2 separate regions of the Homo sapiens genome follow, and region 1 is linked to region 2. A link is a loop called in an ENCODE intact Hi-C map of the cell type or tissue named here. Cell type or tissue: heart right ventricle. All regions are shown on one strand. Each heading gives the region's core, and the rest is flanking DNA. Links, peaks and the distances in the headings are about the cores only. Region 1 has its middle 9.7 kb from the start of MICAL2. Region 2 overlaps MICAL2 (microtubule associated monooxygenase, calponin and LIM domain containing 2).

The links. A loop is a pair of places that touch in the nucleus more often than their neighbours do. Peaks named below come from ENCODE experiments on the same cell type or tissue, not always from the same donor. Only the 100,000 strongest peaks of a DNase experiment are listed, where the experiment ranks them.
Region 1: it touches region 2 in a loop (2.3-fold over the local background); 27 of 110 quality-filtered maps call a loop at or near these places.

What each region holds. Positions count from the first base shown.
Region 1 is chr11:12,099,418-12,102,328 of GRCh38, reverse strand. No RefSeq gene overlaps it. Among named protein-coding and RNA genes, the nearest start is that of MICAL2, 9.7 kb to the left of the region's middle. In heart right ventricle, for the core only: no CTCF peak of the experiment used is centred there; a DNase peak (open chromatin) is centred at 1,292.
Region 2 is chr11:12,158,212-12,161,122 of GRCh38, reverse strand. The region is part of intron 2 of MICAL2 (microtubule associated monooxygenase, calponin and LIM domain containing 2); the gene reads right to left. Among named protein-coding and RNA genes, the nearest start is that of MIR6124, 4.0 kb to the left of the region's middle. In heart right ventricle, for the core only: a CTCF peak has its summit at 1,329; DNase peaks (open chromatin) are centred at 1,172 and 2,012; H3K27ac peaks cover 2,500 bases.

The DNA of each region.
Region 1 (2,911 bases), core at 134-2,633, 59 kb after region 2:
GCCACTGCAGCCAGCTAATTTTTGTATTTTTAGTAGAGACAGGGTTTCACCATGTTGGCCAGGCTGGTCTCAAACTCCCTACCTCAGGTGATCCACCTGCCTCAGCCTCCCAAAGTGCTGGGATTACAGGCATGAGCCACCGTGCCCAGCCGTAGGAAGCAATCGTTGTGCCAGATCAGCACAGGTCACCAGGCAACACTGCCGCTCATGTGTTGCTGGCATGGGGCAGTTGCCAGCCTTCCAGCTCCTGCAGCTCACGCAGATTCTCCTCCTTCAGCTTTGCTGAATCTAGGGCCAGGTGCAGGTTCACTTATTTGGTGAAAGGTGCAACCTTCTTCTAAGGGTCACCACATCGTCAAAGTTAGAGGTGATGAGAAATAGACATGAATTCCACCTTCTCCTCAAGGGATCCATTTGTCCAAGTTTCAGCTGGCTCTTGATTTGCCCCTCTTCACAGCAGGTTTTCTTCTCACCTGATGACCCTGTGGATCTACAGCAATCCAAGTCCACAAGTAAACACTGAGGCAACAGCTTTCTGCGATCTCTTTGTCAGCTCCCACAATTATGTGAACTCTAATCCCTATAGTAATTCCCTCTTCTACATATTAATGGTCTTGCTGCCCTGATCAAACCTTAACTGATACAATAGGTAAATAGAAACTGCCGTTTTTCAGGCACCTACAATGGGCCCATATATTACCTTATTTATCTTCACAACATCCATATAGCAGGCTGAGATTTTTAACCCCATTCTACACTTGGGGAAACCAAAGACCAGGGTGGTTAAGTCATAGTAACAGGCAGAACTAGCATTCAAACCCTGATCTGTCCATCTCCTGAGCCTCAGCTCTTGTCACTTAGTCACTCTGAAACTTATCACAAGCACATATCTCATTAGCAGTAAAACTACTGCAAATGTGATATATACTTATTAGAAATAGGAAAAACTTTTAGATATATCCAAAGACATTGCCAAAGAAGTGGCAAAAACAAAAAAAAGGAGGCCATCCCCCCCCATAAAAGATATTAAAACACAGATGAAATGAATTGTAGACTTGCTGGTCATCAGGTAAGTGGCAGATTGGGCAACCTGGTTTAGGCAATATCTCAAGTGCAGGGTTCTGGTCCTTCTGTATAAGGGCAAGGCTGAAAAGAAATTTGACTTCTGGCAGAAATGCAATAGTTGTTTCTCTGCACAGTTTACCACTCAGCATTCTTCCCGCTGGCCAACAATCTCTGACAGTCCAACTGGGAGAAAATCAAAGAAGCCATTGAGTGAAGGCTGTGCTGGGTCTGTGCCCAAGAGTCACAGGATCCCAGAACAAAGTGGGAAGGCACGAGCCACAGCCGCCTTCTAAGAATGCCTGAGCGGCCAGCCCTCGAGGTTTTCTATTTCCCTAAGGACCAAGGGAAGCATCTTAGAACAAGGCTATATAGCTGCTCTGTTGACAGCAGAGAGCAAAGCATATTTATGTTGCATGGCTCACTGTGCGCAGAGGAGGGGGAATGGGAACTGGAAGAGGGGCAGAGGGAGGACCAGGAAAGAGATGGCATGAAACATCACCCTATGGATCCAGCCTGTCTGTCCGTTCCTCCCCCATCCCTCCTGATCTCGGCTTCAGGCTTAGTGCTACCCTTGTAAAAGGCTCTCCCTGTTCCTTTCCACCCAGTGAGAAGACTGTACTACAGGTCACCACCTTGGGAAGTCTTCCTTATTGCCCCAGTTCATGCTCCTTTCACATTCTGCAAACAGACTCACCCACGTCCCCGTGAAGTTTCGCGTCCTCGCTAGTGGTTGCTTACATGCCTATGACATCTCCTTCAGAGAAGCGCCCTACCTCTAACATCTTTTCCTCCTTGTATTAAAAATAGGCTTTATCTTTTGTATAATCAAAGCTGTGCCCAATCAAAAAGGTCAATCAAAAGGAATAATGTAAAAATAAAAAAAGACATTCTCATTATCCAGGGATTGGGGCCATTACACCTTGGAGAATATGGATCAATTCACATTATCAACATATGTACTTATGAAATCTTGCAGCTATAGAGGCCAGATGAGAGGGTTAAGGGTTTGGGCGTTGTAGTTAAACCAGCTTGGGGTGGAATCTCAAATCTAGCTGTATGACCTTGGATAAGTGAGTCTCTCTGATTCTCAGCTTCCTCTTTCATCAAATAGGGGTAGTGAAGTTGTTATAAAGTTGTCATAAAGTTGGCCAGGTGCAGTGGCCCACATCTGGAATCCCAGCACTTTGGGAGGCCAAGGTGGGCAGATTATTTGAGGCCAGGAGTTCAAGACCAGCCTGGCCAACATGGTGAAATCATCTCTACTAAAAACACAAAAATTAGCCAGGTGTGGTGGCACACACCTATAATTCCAGCTTCTCGGGAGGCTGAGGCATGAGAACCTGGGAGGCAGAGGTTGCAGTGAGCTGAGATGATGCCACTGAACTCCAGCCTGGGTAACAGAGCAAGACCCTGTCTCAAAATAAAATAAAATAAAATTCAAAGTAAATTCACAGTGTTGTACAACCACCACTATCTGGTTCCAGAACATTTTTCTTTCTTATATGGGAGCTGCTTCACACATAGTTTCAGAACATTTTTATCACCCCAAAAGGAAACCCACACCCATTAAACAGTCACTCCACTCCCCCTTCCTCATAGTCCCCAGCAACTGCTAATCTGCTTTCTGTCTCTATGGAAAAATCACTATCTTTTATCTTCAGACTTTCTCTCTCCTTTAGTTTTTCCTGCAGCATTAATTGTAGTCAAACTTCTCTCATCAAACTGAACTTTAAAAAGGAAACAAATCACAAAAAGAATGAAAAAAGATGTGGCATATCTACTTGAGCCACTGGCCCTGTCTCTTACCATCAAACTTCTTTAAGAGTGATCCATCCATGCTTTTTCT
Region 2 (2,911 bases), core at 115-2,614:
AATGTGGAGGAGCTGGGGCTGACCCAGCTGTCAGGAGGGCTGGAGGGGTCTCTGAGCAAGAGGGCACAGCAGACCGAGCTCCACCGATGAGGCCTGGTAAGAGGAGGTCAGCAGCACACAGAGCGCAGGCCTCACGGCAGCTCTGTGCTCCCCAGAGGGGCAGTGTTCATCGTGGACAAGTTGGAATTGTGGGACGGTTTTATAATACTAAAAGCAGAGAATGGTGTTTATCTTCCTCCTTAATCTCTTACTTATTCACTCAGCAACAATTACTGGTGCATTAGCAAGAGTCGGGCACCACTCAAGGGGCCGGGAATACGTAGGCTCAGGCCCCGCCCACAGGGGCAGATGGATTACAAGACCACAGGCAAGTGCTTGTGGAATATGAACCAAGGGCATGGAAGCCCAGAGCAGGCGGTGTCCAACAGAGCCTCGAGGAGTCCAGAGGGGCCACAAGAGAGAAATCTCAAGAAAGCTTCAATTTTAGGAATGAGATTTATTTTACTAGAAGACTGGGCAGTGGACATTCCAGGCCATGGAAATACCCACACAGGGATGTGAGTGTGGAAAGAGCGGGACAGTGGTGGAATGACAGCAAGTTCAAGGTTCAGGATTCGTGAGGAGGTGCGGTGGGGATGTCCAGCGCACGTGGTGGCAGGTGTCCCCTCCAGGCCAAGGAGGGGGACTGGCCTCTCCAGTGGGTGGTGAGGAGCAGAAGACAGAGGAGCAGGAAGAGACAAGTCTTTGGGAAGATGATAGGGCAGCAGTGGACTGGAGGAGGAGGCTGGAGGCAAGGAGGCAGCTAAGGGGCTGTCCAGGCAGCAATGAGAGGAGCCGGAAGAGAAGGGGGAAGAACAGCACATGCAAAGGAGCATAGGAGCCCACTGGGCACCACCTGCCAGGAGGAGCCTGCTGGGGCTGGCGAGGTCTCAGACACTGGATGCCCAGACTTGGGGGTGACAGGATCCCTGCAACTTTGTAGGGCCCTACCCGACCTTCCCTCTTTCCCGGAGAGCTTCCGAGGTGCCTGGCACTATGCTTGGCTTGAAGGGAGACTAGCACTCATTCCCTGCTCAGGCCTGGCCAGCTTCCCTGCCCTACCCAGGCTGGGTCCTCCATGAGGCCTTACCCAGTGACCCCGGTCTATGACACTCAGCAACTTCAGTAGACTGGGGAAGGGGGCTCTGTGCCCTGCCTGGTGCGACAAGCGTGGATTCCTTCACAGATCCTCTCTGGGCTCTGTGAGCGTCCACTGTGCTTACTTGGGCATGACTCACATAAACACTGCCTCCTACTATGTCTCCACTTTCCCCATGTGCAATGTTGCCACCCAGAGAGCATAAACAGAAGGAAGGACTCATTTGCTTTGCAGATCGTATTAACATTCTCAGTCTTTATCTATCTTTGGAACCACTTCTGTGCCCAGCATTGAACAAAGGCTGCAGTGGCTGGCCGAAAAACACAAGGCTATTTGAACTTGCCTGCTACACTACAGTCTTTTCTGAGGACAGGCAAGCAGTACAGAGAAAACTGTAAGGCTTCAGAGCTATTGCCTCACACAAGCCACTTCTGATTCTCAGTTCCCTTACTGTAACAGACAAATTATAATCTCATCCTTGCAGGGTAGCTGTGAAGGGCAAGAAACGTGGATGACGGCAGAGCCAGGTCCTGGCAGGCACTCAGTAGATGTGGTAACGCACACTGCATCTACCACAGGAGGCAGATTTGTACCTGGGGAAATGTACCAGTTTAGAAAATAGTCTTGTAAATCAGTTCTCCAAGTTGCCAGCTCCTCCTTGTCTAAAATTATGAACAGTTTAGAGGCATCAAGCCAGACAATAATTTACAAACTGGAAGAAGCTGTCTCCTCCGCACCCCAATCAATGGCCACCCCTCCTCCCCTAGAAGAAGAATGAACAACTTCGTCTTCGGGCTCCAGTGGAAAAAGAGCTAAAGGTGGTGCTGAGGGCTGGATAGGCGTGGGAGCTCCAGGAACCAGCCCTTATCTAGAGTGAGATAAGGGGAGGTGGAGGGAGATGGTTTGACAGGAGAAGATAAGCGCAGCTTGGATATGTAGCCCAGCAGCCTGTACCAGGCTCAGACTTGCCACCCTGGACCTAAACACCCATCTCACCCTTTACAACTGGCTTTCCAAGTTAGGTCACAGACCTTAAAAATGACTCTAACACCCATGGCGGGTAGCTTTCCTCGTGGGATTAACATCAGAATATTTAGAGTCAGGGTAACCTGAATGTGAATCTGCTCTCAACACTTGCTAGTTTTGTGACCCTAGGCAAGTTACCTCATCCATCTTGGCCTCAGTTTTCTCATGCGTGAAATAGGGATAATACAGGCTTCCCTCAGTAACCATGGGAGATTGATTTCAGGATCCCATGCAGATACCAAAATCTGTAGATGCTCAAGTCCCTTATATAAAATGATGCCATGTTTGCATATAACTTACACACATTCTCTCGTATACTTTAAATCATCTCTAGATTACTTATAATACCTAATACAAGTGCTATGTAAATACTTACATTGCATTGTTTAGGAAATAATGACAGTAAAAAAGCCTGTACATATTCAGTACAGATGAAATTATCTGTTTTTTTTTTTTCCTGAATATTTTCAATCCACAGTTGGTTGTATCTGTGATGTGGGACCAATGGATGCAGAGGGCCACCTGTTCTCCTCACTTCATGGGGCTCTAAGGAATCAGTGAGATCATGTATGTGATAACCAATACTCATTACGATTCTTCAAACAGCCCAAACATCATCATATCAAAAGGAAGGGCAAAAGAAACATCATTCAAGACTACTGAGACTAGCTTTCTGGGTCAAGGAGTTATATACAGGTTGAGTATCCCTTATCCAAAATGCTTGGGACCAGAAGTGTTTTGGATTTC